4 separate regions of the Homo sapiens genome follow, and all the other regions are linked to region 3. The links are chromatin contacts, found by Hi-C or POLR2A ChIA-PET in ENCODE. All regions are on one chromosome and are shown on one strand. The core of a region is the stretch at or near the end of the contact, and the rest is flanking DNA. Distances in the headings are between cores, read along the strand shown.

Evidence for each region. Hi-C counts contacts between places; a loop is a spot of excess contacts on that map. ChIA-PET counts read pairs that join two places held with the same protein, here RNA polymerase II (POLR2A). Pooled maps may share reads with other maps.
Region 1: a loop to region 3 is called in a map with no recorded cell type, with 6 times the contacts of the local background. The contact joins two enhancer-like sites. A Hi-C loop is called at or near these places in 1 of 168 maps with a recorded cell type or tissue (OCI-LY7), 3 of 37 single-sample maps with no recorded cell type and 8 of 50 pooled maps. POLR2A ChIA-PET finds 5 or more read pairs at or near these places in 3 of 52 experiments (Panc1, activated B cell and activated T-cell).
Region 2: a map with no recorded cell type shows a loop between it and region 3 (12-fold over the local background). The contact joins two enhancer-like sites. A Hi-C loop is called at or near these places in 9 of 37 single-sample maps with no recorded cell type and 5 of 50 pooled maps. POLR2A ChIA-PET finds 5 or more read pairs at or near these places in 1 of 52 experiments (activated B cell).
Region 4: a loop to region 3 is called in a pooled map, with 5 times the contacts of the local background. The contact joins two enhancer-like sites. A Hi-C loop is called at or near these places in 3 of 50 pooled maps. POLR2A ChIA-PET finds 5 or more read pairs at or near these places in 4 of 52 experiments (OCI-LY7, PC-3, WTC11 and 1 more).

Annotation. Positions count from the first base shown.
Region 1 is chr22:17,993,799-17,999,543 of GRCh38, forward strand. All of the region lies in intron 1 of MICAL3 (microtubule associated monooxygenase, calponin and LIM domain containing 3), which reads right to left. Among named protein-coding and RNA genes, the nearest start is that of MIR648, 16 kb to the left of the region's middle. RefSeq lists enhancers at 50-550, 551-1,051, 2,643-2,842. Within about 2 kb of position 2,838, at least 5 of the 41 ENCODE cell types and tissues checked have a DNase peak (open chromatin) inside an H3K27ac peak, as active enhancers do; they include OCI-LY7, where a contact is called at or near this core.
Region 2 is chr22:17,591,780-17,598,971 of GRCh38, forward strand. It overlaps ATP6V1E1 (ATPase H+ transporting V1 subunit E1), which reads right to left. Exons shown (of 9, transcript NM_001696.4): 7 at 6,415-6,509; 8 at 2,750-2,837; 9 at 357-957. The coding sequence ends at 895. Among named protein-coding and RNA genes, the nearest start is that of SLC25A18, 32 kb to the left of the region's middle. Within about 2 kb of position 2,977, at least 4 of the 41 ENCODE cell types and tissues checked have a DNase peak (open chromatin) inside an H3K27ac peak, as active enhancers do.
Region 3 is chr22:17,793,279-17,799,707 of GRCh38, forward strand. The region is part of intron 29 of MICAL3 (microtubule associated monooxygenase, calponin and LIM domain containing 3); the gene reads right to left. Among named protein-coding and RNA genes, the nearest start is that of LINC00528, 19 kb to the left of the region's middle. RefSeq lists enhancers at 1,187-1,686, 2,304-2,413, 2,534-2,603, 4,894-4,943. Within about 2 kb of position 5,058, at least 5 of the 41 ENCODE cell types and tissues checked have a DNase peak (open chromatin) inside an H3K27ac peak, as active enhancers do; they include OCI-LY7, where a contact is called at or near this core.
Region 4 is chr22:17,959,397-17,966,382 of GRCh38, forward strand. All of the region lies in intron 1 of MICAL3 (microtubule associated monooxygenase, calponin and LIM domain containing 3), which reads right to left. Among named protein-coding and RNA genes, the nearest start is that of MIR648, 18 kb to the right of the region's middle. RefSeq lists an enhancer at 1,343-2,059. Within about 2 kb of position 5,400, at least 3 of the 41 ENCODE cell types and tissues checked have a DNase peak (open chromatin) inside an H3K27ac peak, as active enhancers do; they include OCI-LY7, where a contact is called at or near this core.

The DNA of each region.
Region 1 (5,745 bases), core at 1,588-4,087, 200 kb after region 3:
GGGAAATATGGAGGAGGGGTCTGAAGACAGGAAGCGGTGACCCCCCAGGACGGAGGTAACCCCGTGGAATATGCCCAAGTCAGTTGCCCTCAACTGGTCTGTGACACCACAAGTCCAAAACCCAATGCCTTCATCTAAATCCTGACGCCACCACTTGTTTTAGCCCTCTGTGCCCCACTTCCTAGTGTGAAAAGCAGGGATCATAACAGCACCCCGTCTGTCCGCTGTGGTGAGGACTGAGCGCGTTAAGACACGTGGGCACTCAGGACAGTGTGGCATGGCCAACAGTCTCTAAGCATCTCTGATGCTGCCATCGCTGCTGTGCTCATCAGCGCCAGGTGCTGCTCTCCCACCCCTGTCCCTGTCCCATCACAGCCTGACAATTCTCAGCCACAACAAGGAGCTTTGTTGGTGGAGGAGGGAGGAATATGGCTAGAACCTCTGTAAGCTGACTTTCTGTGGGCTGGGGACAGTCCACGCTAAAGGGTAGCTGCCATTCCCCTGGGGGCTCCAGGTGCCAGGAGTGAGCACTCTGCATCTTCCCCCTGACCAAGCTGCTCCTCCTCTCTTGGCTTCCAACACTGGCACTGGCCTCCCGGGACCCATGCTACCTCCAGACTTCAACTGGCAACAGAAAAGAGACAGAGGGCTGGGTGCAGTGGGGTGCCTGTAATCCCAGCACTTTGCAGGGATCACCTGAGCCCAGCAGTTCAAGACCAGACTGGGCAACACAGAGAGAGCTTGTCTCTCCACAAAATTTAAAAATTAGTCGGGTGTGGTGGTGTGGGCCTGTAGTCCCAGCTACTCAGGAGGCTGAGGTTGGGGGATGGCCTGGCCCAGGAGGTCAAGGCTGCAGTGAGCCGAGATCATGCCACTCCAGCTGGGGCCACTCCAGCCGGGGCCACAGAGTAAGACTCTGTCTCAAAAAAAAAAAAGAAAAAAAAAGAAGCATGGGCAGGAGAGAAGAGAAGCCTGGGACCCACTAAGGTTTATTTCGCCTTTACACAGGAAAAGTCAATAAAAGCCACTAGTTAACCACAAGGCTGTGCTGTCCATCCCTCTCCTGCCAGAGTTAACCAGACCGAATCTCCTGCCAGAGTTAACCAGACTGAATCCTTCAACAGATATACAATTCAACAGACACCTGCAGACGTGCCTAATGCAGGAAGACTCCTCACTAGATTCCCTCACACATAACACACATGCACTCTGAGCTGGGCGCTAGAGAGACACGGCCTAACAGAACACGAAAAAGATACTGTTGTCCTTGCCAAGGTCCTCACTACTTAGCAGAAGCTCTTGCCCTTCCGCTTCCACCTTTCATCAAGGTATAAGCCAACAGTCTCACTTCTTCTCTCTTCTTTAATCTGATTTCTGTCCTCCCTTTTTCTTTTAAGAGACAGGGTCTCACTCTGTCACCCAGACTGGAATGCAGTGGTGTGATTATAGCTCACTGCAGCCTCAAACTCCTGGCCTCAAGTGATCCTCCCACCTCAGCCTTCTGAGCAGCTGCGACTATAGGTGTACACCACCATGCCCGGCTAATTTTTAAAATTTTTGTAGAGACAGGGTCTCACTATGTTGCGCAGGCTGGTCTCAAACTCCTGGCCTCAAGCAATACTCCTACCTTGGCCCAGCCTCTCAAAGTGCTGGGATTACAGACGTGAGACATTGCACCCAGCCTTTTCTTTAATTTTTTTTTTTTTTTTTTTTTTTTTTTTTGGGACAGTAGGGTCTTGCTCTATCACCAAGGCTGGAATGCAGTGGTGCGATCTCCGCTCACTGCAGCCTTGGCCTCCCAGGCTCAAATGATCCACCTACCTCATCCTCCTGAGTAGCTGGGAATACAAGTGTGCAACACCCACACCTGGCTATTTTTTGTATTTTTTTTGTAGAGACAGAGTTTCACCATGTTGGCCAGGCTGGTCTGGAACTCCTCACCTCAGGTGATCTGCCCACCTCGGCCTCTCAAAGGGCTGGGATTACAGGCATGACCCACCACACCTGGCCTCTTTTCTTTTTTAAAACTGCGGCAATCATCTCTCCTCTGTTGAACTCACCAATGAGAAAAAGTCAATGGGGCCAGGCATGGTGGCTCACACCTGTAATCCCAGCACTTTGAGAGGCTGAGGCAGGCAAATTGTTCGAGCCCAGGAGCTCTAGACCAGCCTGGACAATGTGGCAAAACCCCATCTCTACAAAAAATTTTAAAAATTAGCCAGGCTTGGTGGTGCACGCCTGTAGTCTCAACTACTCAGGCAGTCAAGGTTGCAGTGAACCATGATCGCACCACTGCACTCCAGCCTAGGTGGCAGAGTGAGATGCTGTCTCAATTTAAAAAAAAAAAAAAAAAAAAAAAGGCTGGGCACAGTGGCTCACACCTGTAATCCCAACACTTTGGGAGGCCGAGGCCAGTGGATCACAAGGTCAGGAGATCGAGACCATCCTGGCTAACACGGTGAAACCTTGTCTCTACTAAAAAAAAAATACAGAAAATTAGCCGGGCATGGTGGCAGGTGCCTGTAGTCCCAGCTACTCGGGAGGCTGAGGCAGGAGAATGGTGTGAACCCGGGAGGCGGAGCTTGCAGTGAGCCGAGGTCGTGCCACTGCACTCCAGCCTGGCCCACAGAGCAAGACTCCATCTCAGAAAAAAAAAAAAAAATGCAATCAACTGCAAGGCTTGGGGTGACAGTTTCCTGGTCATTCTTCCCAGTTTTTTTGTGTCTTTATAGCTAGAGATGACTAAAGCCCACCTCCAAGAAAACAGCAAGTCACGTACAACTGAAGCCCATGGGGGCAGGATGCTGTTCTCTCCACCGGGGCAATCCAAGCACCTGAGTGTCTGACACCACCCATCACCCAGGGGATCCGAGCTGAATTCTAAAGACTGGAACCAAAGATGACAGAGTGCGTGGCTGGAGAGAGGGGGAAGTCCACAGAGTTTAGGTAAATTTCTGAACCACATCCCCACCACGCCCACAATGTACTGCATTGAAGTACACCGGAAGCTAAAGACCAAAAAGGAATCAGATTTTCAGCTCTGCCACCTAAAGCAGAAACTGAGGGCCTTATTCACCGCACAGACTTTAGCCCAAGTGCCATGCCTCCAGTTTCACAGTTTCACCAGCAGCTCAAGCAAAATGGCCTGGACACTAAAGATGGCCTCTGGGTCAGAGTATCACTCATTTCCTCTGTCCACAAACCACTTTGATTCTCTTTGATTCTCTCTGTCCCTCATCTCCCCATCTAGTCTTTTTTTTTTTTTTTTTTTTTTTGAGACAGAGTCTTGCTCTGTCACCCAGGCTGGAGTGCTGGAGTGCAGTGGTGTGATCTCAGCTCACTGCAACCTCGGCCTCCTGAGCGCAGGCAATCCTCCCACCTCAGCCTCCAGAGTAGCTGGGACCACAGGTACACACCACCACGCCCAGCTAATTTTTGTACTTTTTGTAGAGATGGGGTTTAGCTATGTTGCCCAGTCTGCTCTCAAACTACTGGGCTCAAGCAATCTGCCCACCTCAACCTCCCAAAGTGTTGGTATTACAGGCATGAGCCACTGCGCCCGGCCCATCTGGTCTTATTAAATACTTCATTCTCTGCAAATGCAGACGTTTTCTCAGCTCTGATTATTTTTTCTAAAGTAATGACCCCCCACCTGGCTAGATGAATGCTTCTAGCAAAGGAAAAGACCAGAATGTGAAAATTGTACTGCAATAGAACATAAAGCCCGTCCAACCCCACCTCCCATCAGACCTGGGGTGGTGGCAGCAGCAGGCGTCAGGGCTCTCAGGCCTGCCCATTAGTCATCCCTAAGGCCCGTTAGCACACGGGTTAGGAGGAGCACACACTCTGGAATCAGAAAGCCCAGGATTGAACCCAGCCCTGCTTTCAGTCAAGGCTTTGTCACTCACTATCACTCCCTTGACCTAGGACCTCACAAAACCTTGTCATCCGTAAAACTGGGGATGATAAGTTCTACCTTGAATGTTGTTGTGAGGAATAAATGAGGTAATGTCTATGCAGCACCTAGCACAGATTCCTGCAGATAAACACTCAATAAATGTTAACTATCATCCACTACCTAGTCATCAGAAAAGCACAATGATCTGGTATCTTTAAGTCCTTCCGCTTCCAAAAAAAAAAAAGAAAAGAAAAAAGAAAAAGATGTGTGGATTTTTTCCCCCTAAAGGTCTCAGTGAAGTGAAACTTAAGAAGGAAAACCTGGGCCGGGTGTGGTGGCTTACGCCTGTAATCTCAGCACTTTGGAAGGCCAAGGAGGGTGAATCACCTGAGGTCAGGAGTTCGAGACCAGCCTGACCAACACGGTGAAACCCTGTCTCTACTAAAAAATACAAAAAATTAGCAGGGCGTGGTGGCAGGTGCCTGTAGTCCCAGCTACTTGAGAGGCTGAGGCAGAAGAATCGCTCGAACCCAGGAGGCAGAGTGCATGAGCCAAGACTGCGCCATTGCACTCCAGACTGGGCGCGACAGAGCAAGAGACTCCGTCTCAAAAAAAGAAGAAGAAGAAGAACCCAATTCAAATCCCAGTTCAGGGACCAACTCATTTGCAACTTAAAGCAAATCATGTTACCTCCATTTCTTTGCCTATAAAATGGGAATAATAGACTCTATTAAACTTTAACGACTTCAGAGACAATTAAGAATCAATGAGATAACAGGTCATGAAAAAGCTTTCACTTCCTCAAGTAAAAAGCAACTAAGTAGTAAATCCAGAGCATAATAATAATAATAATTATTATTATTATTATTTTTTTTTTGAGATGAAGTCTCGCTCTGTATCCCAGGCTGGAGAGCAGTGGCGTGATCTTGGCTCACTGCAACCTCCACCTCCCAATTCCCGGTTAAGCAATTCTCCTGCCTCAGCCTCCCCAGTAGCTGGGATTACAGGCGCGCACCACCACGCCCAGCTGGTATTTTTAGTACAAACAGGGTTTCACCACGTTGGCCAGGCTGGTCTTGAACTCCTGACCTCGTGATCCGCCCGCCTGGCCTCCCAAAGTGCTGGGATTACAGGTGTGAGCCACCGCGCCGGGCCCAGAGCATAATTATTATTAAAATGCCAGGCCCCATAATATTATGGAACATAAATAAGCCAATGATGGCTCTTATTTTTTCTAGAACATTAGATTTGATGCCCTTTTCGTCTGTTCACATGGAACCTGCTACAAGACGGAGAAGGCAAATGGCTGCTCCTAGCAGATCCCAGTTCAGAGGCACGGCCCAGCAAAGCTAGCACTCTGCCAATGGTCAGGCTTCGACCATCTGGGCCACTTCCCAGAAGCCAGTGCCAGGAGAAATTAGGTAATTCATCTGGTTCCACCTGGACATGTGAAACCAACGACAACCAAAATCCTCACCTGCAGGACTACTCGACAGATGCAGGAAAGGGTCCCCTTTGACCCTCTGCTCTTCTGTACTGAATGGTGTACCACTCTTCCAGGGCATGTGCCATCCTTCCTTTAAAGGGCAACACATGATCCAGGAAGAAGAGCTCAATTTTTCCTTATTTTTACTTCTAGGACCAAGACGTGAGTTTCATTTTTAATCTACCACAGAAATGTCTGGAGAGCTGGAAGTTTGAGTGGGAGGAGGAATGGGGGGGACCTCATTACCCTAATTTAAAAACGGAGCATGCAACCAAAACTGCATCCAATATCATCATCCCCAGGTCTCTCAAACCCAAGGAAGAGAGGAAAAATTTACTTTTATGTTTATTGAACATCTGCT
Region 2 (7,192 bases), core at 1,727-4,226, 200 kb before region 3:
AGATGGCACCACTGCACCCCAGCCTGGGCAACAGAGCGAGACTCCGTCTCAAAAAAAAAAGAAAAAGAAAAAACAAACAACTTGGTTTTTCTCATTCGGGCAACACTAATAAAACTATTTCCTCAATAAAGTTGTGCACGTCACGCTGAAGAGCCATGTGGGGTGTGTGGAAGATTGCAAGGGTGGAAAGAATGCTCCTGGTGATGGGCTGGGAACAACGGGCAACAGCCCAGGGGACCCCCAGAGGGTTAACGGGTCCAGGTGCTGACAGCTGTCACCATCAAGTGCCACGGGGATTGGGAAAATACTTCTTTTCTAGGTGCCTCAGTAAGAATTTGACTCTGTCAAAACCTAAATTTGTAGTGCCTTACACTAGAAATCACATTAAATCCGCATAACTCTTTTAATAAATAAAGCATATTCATGGCTTAGATTTTAAATCACATTTACAGATGAGGGAAAACTTCTAGGCCTAAACAGGTAACAGTAAAGCGACTACTGCTGGAAGGAGTGGTGTGCCACATGCGCCTTAAGCCTCAAGAGTGGGGACTGCAGGGCCAAACACCAAATACATCACCTTTAGGCCAGACGGAGAGTGGAGACCCAGGAAGCCCATGCAACCACCATCTGCCCCCTCCCCTAGTGCTGCAGAACCGGCTGGACACTGTCACACTTTCAGAAGAACTGGAGGTGGGTCCTGATCATATTACATGAAGCTTTCCACCATTGTGAACAATTAGGCAAGGCATGAGTGACAGAGGGGCATCGCTGATAAATACAGAGCAATACTGGGGCAGTGAAGAGGAAGCTACAGAGACATTCGTGTTTCTTCAAATATCAGAAGCTTCCACATCACAGCAGGAGAGCTGACGACGAGCTCCACCTCCTGAAGGCTTAGTCCAAAAACTTCCTGTTGGCATTTGCACCAAACAAGGCTCCCCGGACTTCTGGCATCATCTGTGGAGAGAAAGTGTAATAAATACGCAATGTCAGCTGAAGAAGTTGTAGAGCGCTGCACATCTTTTTTTTTTTTTTTTTTTTGAGACGGAGTCTCGCTCTGTCGCCCAGGCTGGAGTGCAGTGGCGCATCTCCGCTCATTGCAAGCTCACGCCATTCTCCTGCCTCAGCCTCCCAAGTAGATGGGACTACAGGTGCTTGCCACCATGCCTGGCTAATTTTTTTGTATTTTTAGTAGAGACGGGGTTTCACCATGTTAGCCGGGATGGTCTCGATCTCCTGACCTCGTGATCCACCCGCCTCGGCCTCCCACAGTGCTGGGATTACAGGCGTGAGCCACCAAGCCTGGCCAGAGTGCTGCACATCTTAACCACAGGTGGAAAGCCATGAACCTCTATGTGGCTGGGAAGGACTCACAAAGCCACGCACATCAAAGCCACCCTCTCCTTCCCTGAAGCAAGTAACACATTCCTTGGTGAGAAACTTAACTCATCCCAAATCTGGGGTTCAGACTGCTTACAAAAGGGACACATTAAAAAAAAACAAAACAAAAAAAAACCTAAAGTCACTACTATCTCAGACTTAACTCATCATAATCATCTCACCACAATATGCTGGGTCACCTACACTCTTTCTTCAACAAACATTTACTGAGTGCCTACTATGGCCACAGCAGCTGCAAAGAACACTTCCAATGCCAGCTTAGGCTGGAAGCACTTGCTACAGCCACTGATGAATCCTTAGGAGAACTTAACCCTGGACTTCCAAGGCTCGGCTGTCCAACAGGGCAGTCCTAGCTACAGATGGTTATTGTGTGCTGAGAAACTGAATTTTTCGGTTTAATTAAATATCCGTAAGTGAGTAGTGGCTATGATACTGGATGGGACAGTGGCTACTAGGAAACAATGTTCTGAGGTTTAAGTTACCAGAATATGAAAAAATCAAGGTGAAAGTGCTTTAGTTATAAGACAAGTATCTGCATAAACAGTAAACTGCATATCTAGGTCAGGGAATAACTAGGTTGGCAGCCACAGCAATAGACTCCCACTAGAAGTCTAGAAGATGCCCAGCATTTTAGAACAAATGGAATTTTCCTGGCTTGTTTCCTAGAGTTCCTGTGTACAAATCTGGAAACATCTGAAAAGCCAGCAGCTTTATGATAATTCCTTTAAATAAGTATTTGTGTCTGAGCACGGTGGCTCACACCTGTAATCCCAGCACTTTGGGAGGCCAAGGCGGGTGGATCACCTGAGGTCAGGAATTTGATAACAGCCTGGCCAACATGGTGAAACCCCGTCTCTACTAAAAATACAAAATTAGCCGGGTGTGGTGGCAGGTGCCTGTAATCCCAGCTACTCGGGAGGCTGAAGCAGGAGAATCGCTTGAACCTGGGAGGTGGAAGTTGCAGTGAGCCAAGACTGCACTCCAGCCTGCGCAAAAAAGAGTGAAACTCCATCTCAAAAAAGCAAAACAAAACAAAAAAACACAAGTATTTGCTTTAGTTCCCATCACTCCTGTTAGAGAAAGAACTTGTCAGCACCTTACATGTAGTAAAATGTACATATTCGAATCCTAGGTCAACAAAACACTTGTTCTGACCCCAAATTCACCCTCATGTAAATGTTACCACCTCAGCAAATGCTACTACATGCCCAATTCTCATTCTTTTTGAGAAAATGTCCAAAACTGGAAAGACAGCAACAAATCCCAAATACCAGTGAATGGACACGTGTTCTCTGTCCCACTTCAAAGTAACAGCAGACCAACTACCAAGAAGTACCCCCACACTCACCTGCTGGGCTATGAGATCCAGCCGGCTTTCCAGGGTGTTGGAAACCTTTATTTTACGATCTCCATTATAGATCTCAACTCCACCAGCTCTGCAAAAAAAAAAGCACAGGAAATAATCATTTTCAAAGACTTGAGAAAGATACATGGTACCCTTTACTCCCGCAGAGGAATGCCCTTGTCTTGGTGTGTAGACTGCGCAACCTAAGCAACAGGCTTGAAAGGAACTGAAAAAGCTTCTGAAGATGTAACGCACAGTTGGTTTCAGGAAACCCCAGTCCCCGCCTAGATGTCCATTATATGAAACAGCGTAGTATTTGCATACAACCATCACACATCCTCCCCTATATTGCAAATCATGTCTACAGCACTTAAAATAGCTAATACGATGTAAATGGTTGTTATACCGTAGTGTTTAGGGAGTGAAAAGAAAAAGTTGGTTGAATTCACAGGTGTGGACCCCAAAGATACAGAGAACTGACTGTATTCATCTCAATAACTGTCATTTACCAAGTGACACTATGTGTCAATTTGTTTTGTTTTTTTTGAGACTCGCTCTGTTGCCCAGGCAGGAGTGCAATGGTGCGATCTTGGCTCACTGCAACCTCTGCCTCCCGAGTTCAAGCAATTCTCCTGCGTCAGCCTCCCCAGTAGCTGGGATTACAGGCACCTGCCATCACGCCTGGCTAATTTTTGTATTGTTGTAGAGACGGGGTTTCACCATGTTGGCCAGGCTGGTCTTGAACTCCTGACCTCAGGTGATCCGCCCACCTCTGCCTCCACAAGTGTTGGGATTACAGGAGTGAGTCACCGCGCCCAGCCTGTGTCAATTTGATTTTATGTTACAAAACCTGTTTTAATTATCACAGCCAGCCCTCCCCAACAAAATGAAAAAGAGAGGATTTCATCTCAGTTTGCAAATCACTCAATCCTCATCTGAATGTTTTCTTAAGCCCAATCCTGCTCATTACTGATGAGGCCCTATCACGACTGCATGTGTGTCTGATAAAAGATGCCACTGCTGGCCGGGCGTGGTAGCTCACCCCTGTAATCCCAGCACTTTGGGAGGCCGAGGTGCTCCCAAACTCAAGTTTGAGGCCAGCCTGGCCAACATGGCGAAAGCCTGTCTCCACTAAAAATACAAAAATTAGCTGGGCATGGTGGGGCGTGCCTGTAGTCCCAGCTACTTGAGAGACTGAGGCAGGAGAATTGCTTGAACCCAGGAGGCAGAGGTTGCAGCAAGCCGAGATCACACCACTGCACTCCAGCTTGGGTGACAGAAAGAGACCCTTACTCAAAATACAACAACAACAACAAAAAAAGAGGCTGGGTGCGGTGGCTCACGCCTGTAATCCCAGCTCTTTGAGAGGCCGAGGTGGGCAGATCACGACATCAGGAGATTGAGACAATCCTGGCTAACAAGGTGAAACCCCGTCTCTACTAAAAATACAAAAAAAATTAGCGAGGCATGGTGGCGGGTGCCTGTAGTCCCAGCTAATCGGGAGGCTAAGGCAGGAGAATGGTGTGAACCTGGGAGGTGGAGCTTGCAGTGAGCCGAGGTCGTGCCACTGCACTCCAGCCTGGGTGAGAGTGAGACTCTGTCTCAAAAAATAAATAAATAAATAAATAAGATAAAAAATGCTATGAGGTTAGTGCTAATACGTCAATTTACAGATAAGGGAATCAGGGCTCACTACTATGGTTTGAGTCTGTTCCCTCAGAAACTAATGGTGAAATTTGATTCTCAATGTGGCAGTGTTGGGAGGTGGAGCATAGTAGGAGGTGTTCAGGGCTCAAGGGCAGATCCCGAGGCAATGAACTGTGGCGAGGGCCTGGATTCTAGCTCCGGCAGGACTCGACTGTGAGCAGAGGGTGGGCTGGTATGATAGGGAGTCTGGTTCCCTAGGCTCTCTGGCCTCCTCTCTCGCCATGTGGTCTCTATGCACACACCCACTCCCCTTCCACCTTCTGCCATGAGTGGAAGCAGCCTGAGGCCCTCACCAGATGCAGCTGTCCAATCTTGAACTTTCCAGCCATGAGAATCATGAACCAAATAAACCTCTTTTCTCCATGAATTACCCAGCCTCGGGTATTCTGTTATAGCAACACTAAATGGACGACACCACTCAATGAAACTGAATAAACGAGTCCAAGATTACCCAGGTAGTAAGTGGCAGAATCAGGAATCTAACCCAACTCTGACAGCATATCTTATGAGTTTATATACTTTTTCCATTTACAGAGCATTTTCACATGTACTATCTCATCTTTTTTTCTTCACTGCATGAAACAAAAAAGCAAAAAGCAATGATCCTATTTTACATATGATGAATTCAGTCTCCAGGTCCCATAGTAGCAAAAGGCCAAGATAGGACTCAAATCTAGGTCTTACATTCCTAAGTGTGATAATCAGCTAACTTCAAAATGTGTCCAAGGCACCAGGCATGGTGGCTCACGCCTGTAATCCCAGCACTTTGGGAGGCCGAGCGGGCAGATCACGAGGTCAGGAGATCGAGACCATCCTGGCTAACACAGTGAAACCCCATCTCTACTAAAAATACAAAAAAATTAGCTGGGCGTGGTGGCAGGCGCCTGTAGTCCCAGCTACTCAGGAGGCTAAGGCAGGAAAATCGCTTGAACCTGGGAGGCAGAGGTTGCAGTGAGCCAAGATCATGCCACTGTACTCCAGCCTGGGTGACAGAGTGAGACTGCCTGTCTTAAAAAAAAAAAAAAAGTGTCCAAGGTACTTTCTTCAATGTTAGTCAGTAGTGTGGCTAGGTGGCCTCAGACAGGCCAGTGAAATCGAGAAAATGACACTGGCTCTCCCCTTGTCAGGAGTTTCTACTGCCTACCCCAGCTACACAAAGCTTGTTAGGAACACTGATCCCAGAAATGTTCTGTCATTTCCTCACAGTCATAAAAATACCACTCATACTTGCAATTCTATCTCTAAGGAACCTAACTACCAGGCATACACAATTCTTGTTTTGATAACTATTACTTAGAAGAAGGGAGTATCTACCTCAGCATCCAATACAGAGATCTGGTCCTAGCTTTCATTCTGGGGGCCACCTCCCCGCAGAAGGAAAGCAGTGACCATAAACCAGACTTTTTTTTTTCTGAGATGCAGTCTTGCTCTGTCGCCATACTGGAGTCCAGTGAGTGGCGTGTTCTTGGCTCGCTACAACCTCCACCTCCTGGATTCAAGCAATTCTCCTGCCTCAGCCTCCTGGGTAGCTGGGACTACAGGCGTGCGCCACCACGCTCAGCTAATTTTTGTATTTTTAGTAGAGACAGGACTGGACTATGAGCAGAGGGTGGACTGGTATGATAGGGAGTCTAGCTCCCTAGGCCATGTTGGTAAGGATGGTCTCGATCTCTTGACCTTGTGATCCACCTGCCTCAGCCTCCCAAAGTGTTGGGATTACAGGCGTGAGCCACCGCACCTGGCCAAACTAGACTTTTAGAGTATATTTAGCCAGCCAACAAGGGAGAGCAAGAGAGCACTGCGAGAACAACAGGAACGGCTGCAAGTAGAATACACCACAGCTCTAGCCTTGTGTCTAAGAGTGCGTTTAAATGGTGAAAATACCATTTAAAAAAGGCCTGGTATAAAGGCCACTCTCCCAGGGAGAGAAGGTAGCTGTTAGCAGCAGGAATACTCCTTACATGTCTTCAGGCAGGTAGGACTCCTGGTCAATTTGGACATCAACATCGTTTTTGGTGGCAATTTTGTACATAGGAATTGCCTTCTGCACTGCAGCCTGGAAGTATAGAACACAATGAGAGGTGTCACTAGGAACTATGAAGCAAGTATCCAAAAACTCAACAGACTATACAAGCAAGGATACCTCCATTTATCCCAGGTAAAAGAACAGAGGCACCGCTGGTGGGAATGTAAAACGGCACGGCCACTGAGGAGAAATGACAGTCTGCACACAGGAGGGAAGAGATGCGAATGGTTTCTGTCAAGATTTAACAGGGCTTGGCAGGTGATTAAACACACCAGAGGCAGTTATTACATTTGAAACATGGATCAGCAGGAGGAAGATACATTATTCCCCCAGCTGAGAGTGTTAGAAGCTGGGGGTAGGTAAGGAGAGAAGGGAGGGAAGAGAAGTTTGGCTGCTGGCATGAGCTTCAACTGGCAGTTGCAGATGAGGGGGAGACAGCAGGCACCAGAAACAGCAGTGCCATGCCATACCCATAAGGATGGTTCTTATCAAAGTAACAGTATAATAGGTCCTCAAAAAATGAAGTACACAATTACCACATGATCCAGCAATTCTACTTCTGGGTATACAGACAAACGGATAGAAAGCAGGACAGATATCCGTATACCCATGTTTGCAGCAGCATTATTCACAACAGCCAAAAGGTGGGAGTAACCCAAGTGTCCAGTGACAGATGAACGGATAAACACAACGTGGGGCATCCATACCGTGGA
Region 3 (6,429 bases), core at 3,808-6,307:
GAGGTAGAGAGGTTTGCTTTCAGTGGTTGTTTGGAAAGGGGCCCGAGGGCACTGGTGTAGATCAGTCTTTGTAAGGACAGTATTCCTTGACTCTCCCATCCAAATCGCTGCACGCAGGCGGGAGGCTCCTCACCTGCATGCCTGCCCCTCTATCTGATGGATCTGAGACTTAAAGCCCCAGCCACGAAGGGCCAGCCAATGCTGCAGCCCTGAAGGACCCAGACCTGGAGGCTCTCTGGCTTTACTCTGCACCCTGGTCCTCCCCATAGACAGTCAAAGGGATACTGTACCTTTAGAAACTGCCACAGACTCATGACATTTTGTAACAGGACTATTGAGGGTCAGAGAGAAAGAAAGAGAGAGAGGTAGGTGGGTTCTGGCTCTGTGTTTGACTAGTGTTGCTACACCCCCTCCGAGGCAGTGGGGATGGGGTTGGCGAGGTTACGTTACCTTCCTGGACACAGCAAGGGCAGAAGGAGAGAGGTCTACGTCGTGGAGTCCCGCCACTGGGCTCAACTTCAAAAGGGACCAAGCAAGGAAGAGGAGGAGACGGAGAAAGACAAAAAAGGAAGAGGAGGAGAGGAGCAGGAATTTGGAAGTGGAGAGGGACAGGGAGAAGGTGGAATAAAAACAAGCAGAGGACAAAAAGCATAAAAAGTGAGAAAGGAACAACAGGAGGAAAAGAAAATAATACAAGAAATGGAGAAGCAGAAACAAGGGAAACAAAGTCTACAAATGAATTAAGTCCTTTTTTCAGCACGGAACTGAACGAGAGCAGATCCAGCTCTGGCAGCATCACAGAGGGGGCGGGGGGCCAGAGCCACAGTGTGGATTCCTCCAAGAGGGATGATGTGTTCCCTACACAATGATGGCAGCACTCGGGCCACAGGGCCCTCCTGCCTCTACTCCTTATCAGGAGGGCAGTGGCATCTGGGTTGTCATACCGGGGCCTTTGGGGCCTTGGGCCCCCTCCTCAAAGCCCCTGGATAGGTCTGCCTGGCTCTGAGACAGACTGCATTCAATAAGTGGCCAACATGGCTTCCAGGCTTGCAGGTGACAACCTGGGGTCACCTCCCAGACCCACGTGGAATCCTCTAAGATGTCACCACAGGTATGTGCCTGAGGCAAAGCTGGCCTTGACAAGTGCAGGGCAAGGAGGGGCCTCTGAGTCTGTGGGGGCAGCACGCCATCCGGTGACGGGCCTCCAGGACGCTCACACCTGCGCTCCTTCAAATTCTGAGCCAGGACAATTTTGGGGAAATGTACAAACACAGAGGTGACTTCCACCCGTCCGTGTCACTGTCCCCTCTCTCCCCCAGGAACAGGGAGAGCCAACCACCCCCTTTCCTTCTGGCCCTTCTATGGCTGTGCAGGGACCCCATGCTGCAGCTGGGGGCTGTCACACTCTGGATTGTGAGACCAAAGGGGTGAGCTGACAGGACACGCCAAAACTTACAGGAACGATGCTGGGAGGAGTGCTGACGGGGCATCGAGAGACAGTGTGCAGAGAGACATCTCTAGATCTGGGGTCTGATGGCTACTCAAGGACGAGGGAGAGGAGTTTGGCAAGGGACCATCACAGAACCACAGAGCACACACAGGGACAACAGAGCCCAGGAAGACACGGGGCCTCGGCCCGCGGGGAGGGCAGTGTGTGGTTTACAGAGAGAACAGGGTTGAAGAAATGGCCTTGTTTTACTCAACAGAAGGCCAACAAGACAAAGAGCTGGCTGAGAGGCCGCTCAGCGGTGCAGCTGCATGAATACAGGTGTTTTCTGTCTTTGAACCCTTCCAGCGTGGCGTACCTTGGGCACACTGAATCTGCTATTGGGTACAACTTCAAAACCAAAGCCAGGGACAGTGTGCATGCGTGTGAAATGCTGAGTGTACCCAATGTGCTAAGCACACACGGCACAGCCGGCCGAATGCATGGGTACGAGGGAGGATTTCTTTCCTCAACAATACACTCTGCCTTACAGCCGACCTACAGTCAACCTCGGCTTCAAAGTGTAGTCTGTCTTCAGGCTTGGAACACCTGGATGAATCCCATCAAATACGTCAGTGAACAGTCCCTGCCACCTCCTGGGACTGGTGTCACAGGTGAATAGGCCATGCTGTGGAGCGGAACAGCGCCCATGTGATACACAACCAAACACATCCAAAAGGAAGAGGCAGGCGCCTGCACGGGTAATAATTACAACACGTGTTTCTGCTTTCTGGACAGCACAAAATACAGCTTTCAGCTGTTTTTATGTAGGCCACATCCTCATACGCCCTTCCCAACACAGAGAACAATATAACAGAATACTGGGAACAGAATTAGGAAATGAAATTAGAAAAAGGGAGCATCAGGTAAAGCAAGCATTTAAAGAAGCCAAAAAGGCTTTCTCCTAGCAAGAGGCAGAAGCGCGTGTGAGCGGCCGGCGAGTCCGAGCTGCGCTGCGGGGCCGCTACCTTCGGACTTCCCTGTACGCTCCACACTTCCACAACGGGCGAGGCTACTTTTATAATCAGAAAAAATGCCCAATCAATACAATTTTCAAAAGAAGAAGTGGAAGGGAAAAACCAATCCAACAAGGGGAGTTCCACCTGACTGGAACCTGACTGAGCATGCATGGGGCGGGGGTGGGGGGTTTATAGTAAATGCTTTGCCTTTTAGGGGGATGTAAGAAATAGAAGACTTGGTTCACTGGTTCTAAGAACAAAGATGCTGTCAAGCTTCTGGCAAATGGAAGTTTTTTGGTTTTTCTCAACATCAGGGTAACGGGTTTCCATCTGTTGCTAACAGGTGCTATAATTTACCACTTCTCAAAGCACTCCTGCGTGCCCTGGGCGCTGGCCACCCCTCCTGAGCTCCCGAGCAGTGAGCGGGTCCTGGTCAGAGGACCCCTCCTCCCTGGAGCACTCTGCTGCGTCTCCAACACTCGGGGGCACATCTGCTCCATCTTTCCCTCTGAAGCAGCACTTCCTTTGGACGTGTGACCCAGGGGTGGCTCTTTAGTGCCACTCGCTTGACACCTGGCGGGCAGGCAGTGCCTGTCACCAAATTTCAAAAAGCAACAGTACACCACCAGGGAGTGAGGCCTGTCCAGAGCAGCGCATGAGATGGGCACGGATGGCACTCTCCGGCTTCAGGGCGCCCTCGCATGCACCACCCACGTGATCCTCACACCGGCCAGGTGTGGCTGCCAGGATGGGCAAATTCAAATGAGGGTTCTGAGGCTCAACGGAGTTAAGTGTGGCAGAGCCTGGAAAAGAAGCCAAATCTTCTTGCCCACTCTGAACTCAGAGCTTTCCCTCTTCAACACAGGCTCCAGGCAAATGTAACAAATGCTGGCGTCTCAGGCAGCTCAAGGAAGAGCAGTCCCACAGACCCTGATCAGAATGTCACACCTGGAAGGGAGGCCCGATGTCCCTTCCTGCCTCGTCTTCTGAAGAGGCCCTGAGAGGGTAAGTAGAGTCTGTTTTGTCTGTGCCTGGGGAGACAGTGAAGGCAGGACCTGAATCCAGGCCTGGCCTTCCTAAGTCGGGGTACCCCCTACACTACCACCTGGCCCTTGGCGCACCCGAGCACCTCACTCCAGGCCCTGCCTCTCATGGGCCCAAGACCCAGTGTGGGGTAGAATGGCCAACAGTGTGGGGGAAAGAGTGGCCAGCTGTAGGGCAGGTCCCCTTCTCTGTACTTGTACTTCTATATTCCCACCTTCTCTCCAACCAAGACTCTTCACCTTGGCACACTGCATCAAGAAGACACCCGGGCAGCTGGAAAAACAAGCAAGCAGATGAGCCCACACACTGAACCTAGATGGTCATCTGGAAGGCAGGCAGGGCCTACCTTAGTCCTTCTGGTACTCGAAATCCAAGAGCCATAGCCCTGAGACTGGGGAGCAGAGGCTTGAGTGCCTTGCTCACAAGGATTAGTGAGGATGCGGTCAGAAAGCTCGGAGGTACGGGGGCTCACACCTGTGATCCCAGCACTTTGGGAGGTGAGGGTGAGATGACTGCTGAACCCAGGAGTTCGAGACCAGCCTGGGCAATGCAGTGAGACCCCGTCTCTACAACAATTAGCTGGGTGTGGTAGTGTGAGTATCTATAGTCCCAGCTACTCAGGAGGCTACGGTGGGAGGGCTGCTTGAGCCCGGGAGGTCAAGGCTGCAGAGAGCCGTGACTGCACCACTGCACTCCAGCCTGGGTGAGTGAGACCCTATCTCTAAAAAATAAATAAATAAGTAATAATAGCCCAGAGGGGCCAAGACAAAGGCCCAACTCTGTTCATAGCCCGACAACCACCAGTGACAATCTGTGTGGCGGTGGGTGCTGGCTTGATGCTCTGCATTTCCGACTCAATCATTCAATTCTGCCTGGTTCTATTTGACCCACTGGCTTCTACATGGATGCTGATATCAAAAACAGCAATATCATACATGAATCATGGCCTGTGGTAAGGATGATGCGGGAGACTACTAATTTATGCCAGAAATGTTTACTGAGCACCCCAAACGCACCGGCCACCAACGCTAACCACGTGGCAGCCAGCAGAGGACGCAGAGGTGGGCACAGCCACAGCGGGCAGGCACGTCGGCGGGCCGTCCTCCAGGCCTGCTGGACAACTGGCCCCGGGGACCTGCCTCATCTTGGTATCCACCTCTGCCCACTAGACAGGCTCCCAGCTCCCCCTGGTTGGACAAAGGCACCATCACCACAGAGCTGGGGAGGTCCCTAAAGCAGTGTCCAGCAGACCAAAAGAGGGCCAATGAGGGAGACTTCTAGAGCCCAGAGGCCCCAGCCTGGAATGCTGCATTTCCCCAGGGAACACGGGTTAGGTCCTGGAGTGTCACCAGACTAGTACCACACACAGAGGTGTAATGAGGAAAATGGGCTTTTTATGAGCCGAGCCACCATTTACAACTCTATTTCCACGTGAAAATACAGAATCCCAAATAATCAGCTTGCAAGCGTTTTAGAATACCAGACTTTCAAGAGGTGGAGGCTGGCCCCACACCCTCCCTTCTGATATGCTGTTGTGTGTTTCACGCACACAGAAACTCTGTAGAGCCCCAAGGTTAACGTCTTCCCCTTTCAGCCACACTTTTGGAACATCCTGCGTAGATAGAGATCATTTTTGGTTTTCAGTTCCCTTTGGTCTCTGAGGATCACGCTCCAAGGCGTCAGGGACAGGAAAGAGGCTCGCTTATTCTCAGGCATATTTTGAGGCTCCACTTTCCTGCCTCTCTGGGCAGCCACGTGCAGCCCTTAGCTTACCAGGGTGGACTCTCTGGACTCTCATTTCTCACACTTGTTTTGGCGGTGATGCCACTATATTTACTGCTAACTATAGTACCACTATAAATAATAACATAAATATTATAATGATAAATAGTGTTGGAGCAATGCCTTTTTTTTTTTTTTTTTTGAGACAGAGTCTCCCTCTGTCACCCAGGCTGGAGTGCAGTGGCGCGATCTCGGCTCACTGCAAGCTCCGCCTCCCGGGTTCACGTCATTCTCCTGCCTCAGCCTCCTGAGTAGCTGGGACTACAGGCGCCCGCCACCACACCCGGCTAATTTTTTGTATTTTTAGTAGAGATGGGGTTTCACCATGTTAGCCAGGATGGTCTCGATCTCCTGACCTTGTGATCTGCCCGCCTCGGCCTCCCAAAGTGCTGGGATTACAGGTGGGAGCCACCGTGCCCGGCCAGAGCAATGCCTTTTTATTGAACTCCTGTCGGAGACACCAAAGAGCTTTTGTCACCTTTTCCTGGGAAACACAAGGGGAATTACCTGTCATGGCTATGCCCAACTGACTGGATTAAACTTTCAGAAAGCAGCCAAGTGCGGTGGCTCACACCTGTAATCCTAGCATTTGGGATGCCGAGACAGGTGGATCACTTGAGGTCTGGAGTTCAAGACCAGGCTGGCCAACATGGTGAAACCCCGTCTCTACTAAAAACACAAAATTAGCTGGGTGTGGTGGCGCACGCCTGTAGTCCCAGCTACTCAGGAGGCTGAGGCAGGAGAATTGCTTGAACCCGGGAGGTGGGGGTTGCAGTGAGTGGAGATGGCGCCACTGGGTGGGTTCCAGCCCGGGTGACAGAGCCAGACCCTGTCTCAAAAACTTTCACAAAGCAAAGTGCTCAGGGCTGGAATTCCTTGGCGGCTCAGGTTTACGGAGTGGGGCCACCGTAGATTTTCCACTCTGCCTTGCTCAGGTTATGCAGCCTGGGAAGTGTGAGGGAAGACTGACCAAATGTGTTGCTGACTAAGAAGGCACTCGGCTATTCTGAGTCCCCAACCCAGGAAGCCTATTTGGTGGGCACCACCAATGCCATGCTCCTGGCCTGGGGCAGCCTTGGCACTGCAAGGCTGAGGTCCAGTCTAAAACCTCGGGCGATGACAAACACCATGGCCCTGACAGGGGTCCCAGCTGGCTGG
Region 4 (6,986 bases), core at 4,150-6,649, 170 kb after region 3:
CTCTGACCCACAGGTTCAAGCGATTCTCCTGCCTCAGCCTCCCGAGTAGCTGGGATTACAGGCACCTGCCACCAGGCCCGGCTAATTTTTGTATTTTTAGTAGAGACACGGTTTCACCATGTTGGCCAGGCTGGTCTCAAACTCCTGACCTCAGGTGATCTGCCTGCCTTAGCCTCCCAAAGTGCTGGGATTACAGGCATGAGCCACCACACCTCAGGGCCTGTTTTATATGGAGTATGTTCTAAACGCAGCCAGCACCAGTGGAGGTTTACAAAGATGACTGCCTACGTGTGGAAAATGGTGGGGTTGAGTGGGTCAGGACTGTTTTTGTTAGTAAAGAATTAAGTAGGTTAGGGAAATAGATAGCTCTCCCTGCCCATAAGAACAGAATCCTTCTGGGACAGAAAAATAAAGGCAAATAAAGGGGGGAAAAACATGGAAAGGGTACAGAAAAAAAAAATTAACTGGATGGAAGACAGACCTTATAAGGCAAGGCTGAAGGAACTGAACTCATTTGACATGGACGAAAAGCTCATGATACCTTCCCTACCTTCAAGACTCAATGGCATCCCAATGCCTAGGAGTGCACTCTGTAAGCAAAGAGCACTTAACGTCTGTGGATAAACTGATGAGCAAAAGGAGGCTTCTCTCTCAGCCTCATGGGGACACAGGAAGAGAAGGTGTGCACAGAAAGCAGCACCACAGTTCCCGGAAGGCATCTTCCCTCCAGGCTGAGCGCGGCTGTGGCTCCCTGCCCCAGCATGGCTAGCTCACTCCCATTCCTACAGTAGCTTCCGCATCTCTTCATGGGTGCTGTTCTCACTACACTGTTGCTACGGGCTCCGTGCTAGGCAGTGAGCTCACTGGGGGTCAGCGATTCATGTCCTCTTCCCCTGTGTGTATGTAGGCCTCTGTGTACATGCGTGTGCATGTGTCCTGAAGCCTGGTCCTAGGACATAATGGATGCAGAATAAATGAAGTCAGCAAATATTTACTGTTCACTCTATGTGCCAGGCACTGAAGGCAGAAGAGTGAACAAAACAAAAATTCCTGTCCTCATGGAGCTTCGTTCTAGTGAGGGGACAGGTACCACACATGCGAACCCAGCATATGGGAAGGAAACATGCACCCTGGAACACCCCGCCCAGGAGTGTGTGTGGGAAGGAGACTCCAGGAGCTCTGCGAACTGTTCTGGAACTGGACCTGTTCAGGATTGGCAAGGGGCTCCGGGAACAGATCCTGTGGGTGTGAGACTGTGTCCCCGTCCGCTTAGGGAAGGACCATGGGGGTGAGAGGGTGGGGGGAAGGAGGCAGATTTGGAAACAGACACCCGCCCCGGGGTCAGATTTGACCCAGGGGGGCCCGCAAAGTGGGGAAGGAGGAGAGGAAGCACTAAGCTGTGCCAGGGAGATTCTGAGGCGAGCAGGAGCAGAGCAAGGACCGAAGGAGCCAGCACGGGGTCACTGGGAGTCCTCCAGGCATGGAAAGAGCACGAGCTCAGCAGGAGGTGCTGGGTCATGAGGTGAGCAGGGCAACGAGACGGTGCGGGACCTGGTAGGCCACCTGGCAGCTTTGGCATTGACTGGGGTGCGAGGGGAACCACTGCAGGAGTCTGAGCAGGGAAGAATGACATCGCTACCGTGTGTTACCAGGGGCTCCTGGTTGCCAGCTGCCAGCACACCTAGGGACACCAGGGTGGGCATAGGGAAGCCAATCTGGAAGTGCCTGCAAAAATCCAGAGGATGGCTGGCGGTGGCCTGGCCTAGGAGTCAGTGTAGGTTGTAATGAGAAGCCAAACATGAAGGCAGGGCTCACAGGACCTGCTAATGGCTAAAACATGAGGTGTGAGAACCAGAAAGAAATGCAAAGATTTCTGGTCTGAGAACTGAAGAGATAATGAAAAAGAAGCTAACAAAAGCACAAACATAAATCTCCTTCCCGCTGGGTCCTACTAGAGGCAGCAGAAAGGATTGAATAACCCGCGGCCATTCTCACTGGGGGAGCGTCAGCCCCGGGCAACAGACACCTAGTGGAGGCCCCTTCCCCCTCAGATCTGACCAGGAGGGCATCAGTCTCCAAATCTGCCTCCTTCCCCCCACCCTCTCACCCCCATGGTCCTTCCCTAAGCGAAGGGGCACATAGTCTCACACCCATGGGATCTGCTCCCAGAGCCCCTTGCCAAGCCTGAACAGGTCCAGAACAGCTTTGCAGAGCTCCTGGAGTCCCCTTCCCACACACACTCCTGGGTGCCACTTCAGGAAGCAATCATATCTCCAACATGGCAGGAGGTGGCCCAGACTTGGGGTGTGGGTGGGAGAACAAGGCCTGCACCCCTAACCGACTCTGGGGCTGGGCCTGCCCTTAGCCATTCTAGAGTTAGCGCCCCTTCCAAGGCAGGCCCACCCCACCCCAACCCTGCTGCTGCCACCAGTGCCACGGCCTGCCTGCCTCCAGTTGCTCCTCTTCACCACCACCTCACCTTCCAATGGGCAAGTGGCGGGGCTGTGCAGTATCACAAGATCAGCCTTTGAAAATATCTGTTTGGGGTTTCCTTTCCTAGGCAAATCCATACAACCTATTCCCTAAACATTCAAACTAAGACAGACTATAGGACTTACAGAAAAATGGGTTCAAAATGAGGCAAAGATAGGAAAGTGCTTCTTACAGATAATTTTCAAGGCCAGTGACTGGAGAGAGGGGTAGGTCTGTCAATCGAGTGCTTGCTGACTGCACATATCACATGGCGTGTGACGACTGCTGGGAGAGGAAAGCGAGACATCATTCCAACCCTCCAGAAGCTAAAGATCCTGGAACTCAAGGGGAAAACTAACGTAAGTGCGAAAGCGAACAAGCAAACATGTCCTCAACTGGGCAGGCAGGCTGTCGGGGTACAGAGCTGGGATCTGGGAAGGAACAGAGAGGGCCGCTCAGGGAGAGGAAGCACAGTGCCACCGGAGGCACGCACTCAGCAGGCACTCGCAGGCTGGGCAGAGGTAGAGAAGCAGCGCTGCACAGGCAGGCAGCTGACCCAGGGCTCTTAGAGCCGGGCAGGAGAGCTGGTGTGGGACCTGGGAGGAGGACAGGAGCCTTCAAAGCAGCACCGCCTGATTGCAGCCAGGAGGGTAGCATCAAGGAAGATGGAACTGCGGCCAGGCCACATCCAGGGGTGCTCGAGCACAAGAAAAAAGGGGATGGGTTAGAACTGCAGCAGTGGGAACCAGAATTTAAAAAGGGAAAATTATTCGACAAATTTGGAGCACTAACTATGGCAGGTGTAGTTTTAGGTGCTAGGAATAAGCAATTTCCAAGGACCCTTTGAACAGAAATGAAGCAAATGAGCTACACAGGGCGGCATAAAAACCAGCTGCTGGTGTTACTCCCTTCTTATCTGTATCCTGTGAAAGGGCAGGAAGGTGACAAACACTTGTTTTTCTGTAGGTGCCCAGGTTGGTTTTGAACTCCTGGCCTCAAGGGATCCTCCTGCCTTAGCCTCAGGAGCACACCACCATGCCCAGCTAAATTTTTTTTTAAAAAATTTTAGAGACAGGGTCTCACTATGTTGCCCAGGCAGTCACGAACTCCTACCTTCAAGCAATCTTCCTGCCTCAGCCTCCCAAAGTGCTGAGATTAGAGGTGTGAGCCACCACACCTAGCCAGCGAGAAACACTTCTATTCCAATCAATAATTTAACTTCAGCTACAACCTTCCTAGACACAGATTTACTTACTTATTTTTGAAACGGGTCTCACTCTGTCGCCCAGACTGTAGTGCAGTGGGGTGATCTCAGCTCGCTGCACCCGCCGCCTCCCAGGCTCAAGTGGTCCTCCCACCTCAGCCTCCCAAGTAGCTGGGACTACAGGCATGTGTCATCACGCCTGGCTAATTTCTGTATTTTTGTAGAGACAGGGTTTCAACATGTTGCCCAAGCTGGACACAGGATGTTTAAAGGAAGACTGTTAGGGACACCCATGGCGTGAGATGAAATGACAGCCATCTCCATTCTTTAATGACAATGATTTTGCTCCCCTTGCCTTCACATAAATGCGGGCTAAGGACCTGACAGTCCCTATCTCCCAAGCACTGACGCAGGAGAGCTGTGAACACGTGATGGGCCTCCGTCGCCGGTTCCTTACCCTGCCACGGCCAAGCGCCATCCTGCCTCCATGCAACCCCAAGGAGAGGAGGGCAGTGAGCATCTCTGACACCCCTTGGCACTGAGGTGAGACTCTTCCTGTGAGCCCGCACCCCATCAACGTGCTCCATAAGCCATAGGAGTCACCACAAACTTCGCAAGTGGATAATAGTCAGGCCTCACTGAAGACACAGCTACCCATGCTGATCCAGCCAGGAGGGTCGCTTCTGTGTCTCCTCCTACTCCACACCCACATGAATCCCACAGGCCGATCATTGCCTTGCAAGGTAAGATGCCCTGGTGCAGACAAGGAGCCGCTTTACCCATCAGGCTACCAGCTGAGGGTCAAATAGGCACAAGGTCGTGGGGACATATTTTAAGGACGTGGTCCCTACTCTTGCTGCATTTATAATACACAGTACAATCTGAGACCCTCGCAAATTTTGTAACACAATGGCAATAACAACCATTATTGGTTACCAACTAATTGGTACCATTAAGGTAATAACAGAGAGACTTCCTTCTGGGCCTTCCCCAAAGGCAGACAAAGGTTGGTTTGCTTCCTAATCTCAGTCTCCAGGACATTACAAACAAAGGATTCAAAATGGTGTTACTACTGGAGCTGGAATTCCGTGTTCTAACAAGAATGAAGAAAAGAGCCAATCAAGACCCAAAAAATCTGCCTCTCCTCAGCTCAAGAGGAAGAAGGCCAGCCTGCTGTTGCCCTCTGTCCCTGCATTCCACAGCACCAGGCTCTTCCCTCACATCCCTCTCCTCACATTCTTACCTTATATGATTGAGGCCAAATATGCAAAGCCCCGTCTCCCAGCCATGTACACAGTAGCTGCTGGCTGAGGACACTGCTGCCAACGCCACAGGCCCCAGCGAACAGCCCTGACTCTTATGTGATGATCTGCTTTTGGGTCCTGTCACTATCTGCGCACACAGCACACGTCCACATGTATCACTGACCAACCCTAACAGGGCAAGGGTGGGGATGTCAGAGATTAGCTCCACAGGACTTGGACCCTACGTGAAGATTAAAAATTTAAAATCAAACTCGGGCATTTCTGCCATCTGTAACCCACCTCCACACTAGAACCCTCTGACAGAAAGTTTCTGTGAGTAGGGAAATCTGGTCCACAAATAAGCTGTCCCTTTAAAGATCTGCAGCAACTTAAAACCAGCTGGTTTCTGGTACAAGCCAGTCCTCAGAAAGTAACTCTCACTTCAACTACAGAGGATAAGGTCCAATGATTTTGAGTTTTGTTTTAAAAAACAAAGCAAAACAAAAACCCCGAATTGCTCAGCTGGGACACTGGCTGGTTCAGGAGGGCTGGGGGTTTTCAGAAGCAGCAGCCGCATGGCACTGCTGACCGTAAGCGCACTGCTAAACTGAAGCGCGGTGGAGGTCTGGGAAAAGGGGAAAGCAAACACTCCAAAACAGAAACGCCATCGCTGAAAGGGCACAGAGCAGGTGCGGGCCTGCCCCCAGGTGTCTCCCACTCCCTGCGGTAGGAAGTCCTCTGACAGAGGGAGGAAACTGGGCCAAAGGAAATCCATGCATCCGCTGCTCTCCTTTCCCTCCTTCCCCTTCTATTTAAAAAGAAGAGAGTTTGAGACCAGCCTGGGCAACACAGTGAGACCCCGTCTCCAAAAAAAAAAAAAAAAAAAAGGAAGGGAACTATTTCTGTGCCTGAGAATGGCTGTGCTTGCGAGAGTCCTTCTGTATCAGAAAGCAATGACTTTTTACAGGATTGCAATAATACCCGGAACCCCTAAAAGACCCTGGAACTGGCACAAGGGTGCCTATAATTTCAATGCTTAAGAGAGGTCCTGAAGGCATGTCACTAACACAATGATTAGAGACCATTTCTTACCACACATCAGAGAGTCTTCATGCTTTGGTCTCCTACCTTAGAGAAAGCACTGACTCCATTCATCCCAAGGACTGAAATAATGGTGCTGATGAAGATGAGGCCCCCAGGAATAACTGCAGCTATAGTGTATTCATCACTTACTACTGATATACTGATTGTCACTGTGAGTTAAGTATTTAATACAGCGATCAGCCTCATGTGATAGACAAGAAAAAGGAGACAGAGAGGCTACGTAACTTGCCCCAAGTCACACAGTAAGAGCTGACACCTGATCCCAGGAAGCCTGGAACCGTGAACACTAAGTAGCCTCTCTACTGATATCTGCTATCATCTTAATCCAGAAACCACCCTGTAAGTAGTTATAATTATCTGCAAGTTACAGATAAGGGGGAAAATAGAATTAAGAAAGGTCAGATCACTTGTCCAACTAGTAAGCTATAAAGCCAGGAGTCAAAAATCCAGGTCTCCAACCTCCACATTCTATGCCTTTTCACTACACTGCACTCGAGGGTGGTCTGACCAACCACCACGGGACCAACCACCGTGGGACTTCCATGTAGACAGCTGTTCCCAGGACCAGAAGAAATAATACTGGGCCACAGGGCACACAGGCAATGAAGAGTCAACACACATGAACTAGAGAGGAGTCGGAGGTAACTCCATGCCATGCAGGATCTGCCATCTGCTGCCAGCTTCATCATTCTCAGACAGAACCCTCATCCTGCCACATCCTGCTTGACAACCACACACGTTTCCTTATCATCCACTGCTTCATGCCTCCCATCGAATTTCCAGTCCCTGACTCTGGCCACCCAGCTTCATCCCACTTTCCCTGAGATAACTGCCCTCCAAAGTGGCCCCACAGCCTGTGGGCACATTCCACTCCCTCGGGCCTGGGTGTGGTTCCCCACACCTGAGCGCTCCTCCTCCCCTCTCCAGCCTTATTCCAGAACCCCGCAGAAGACCTGCCTTCT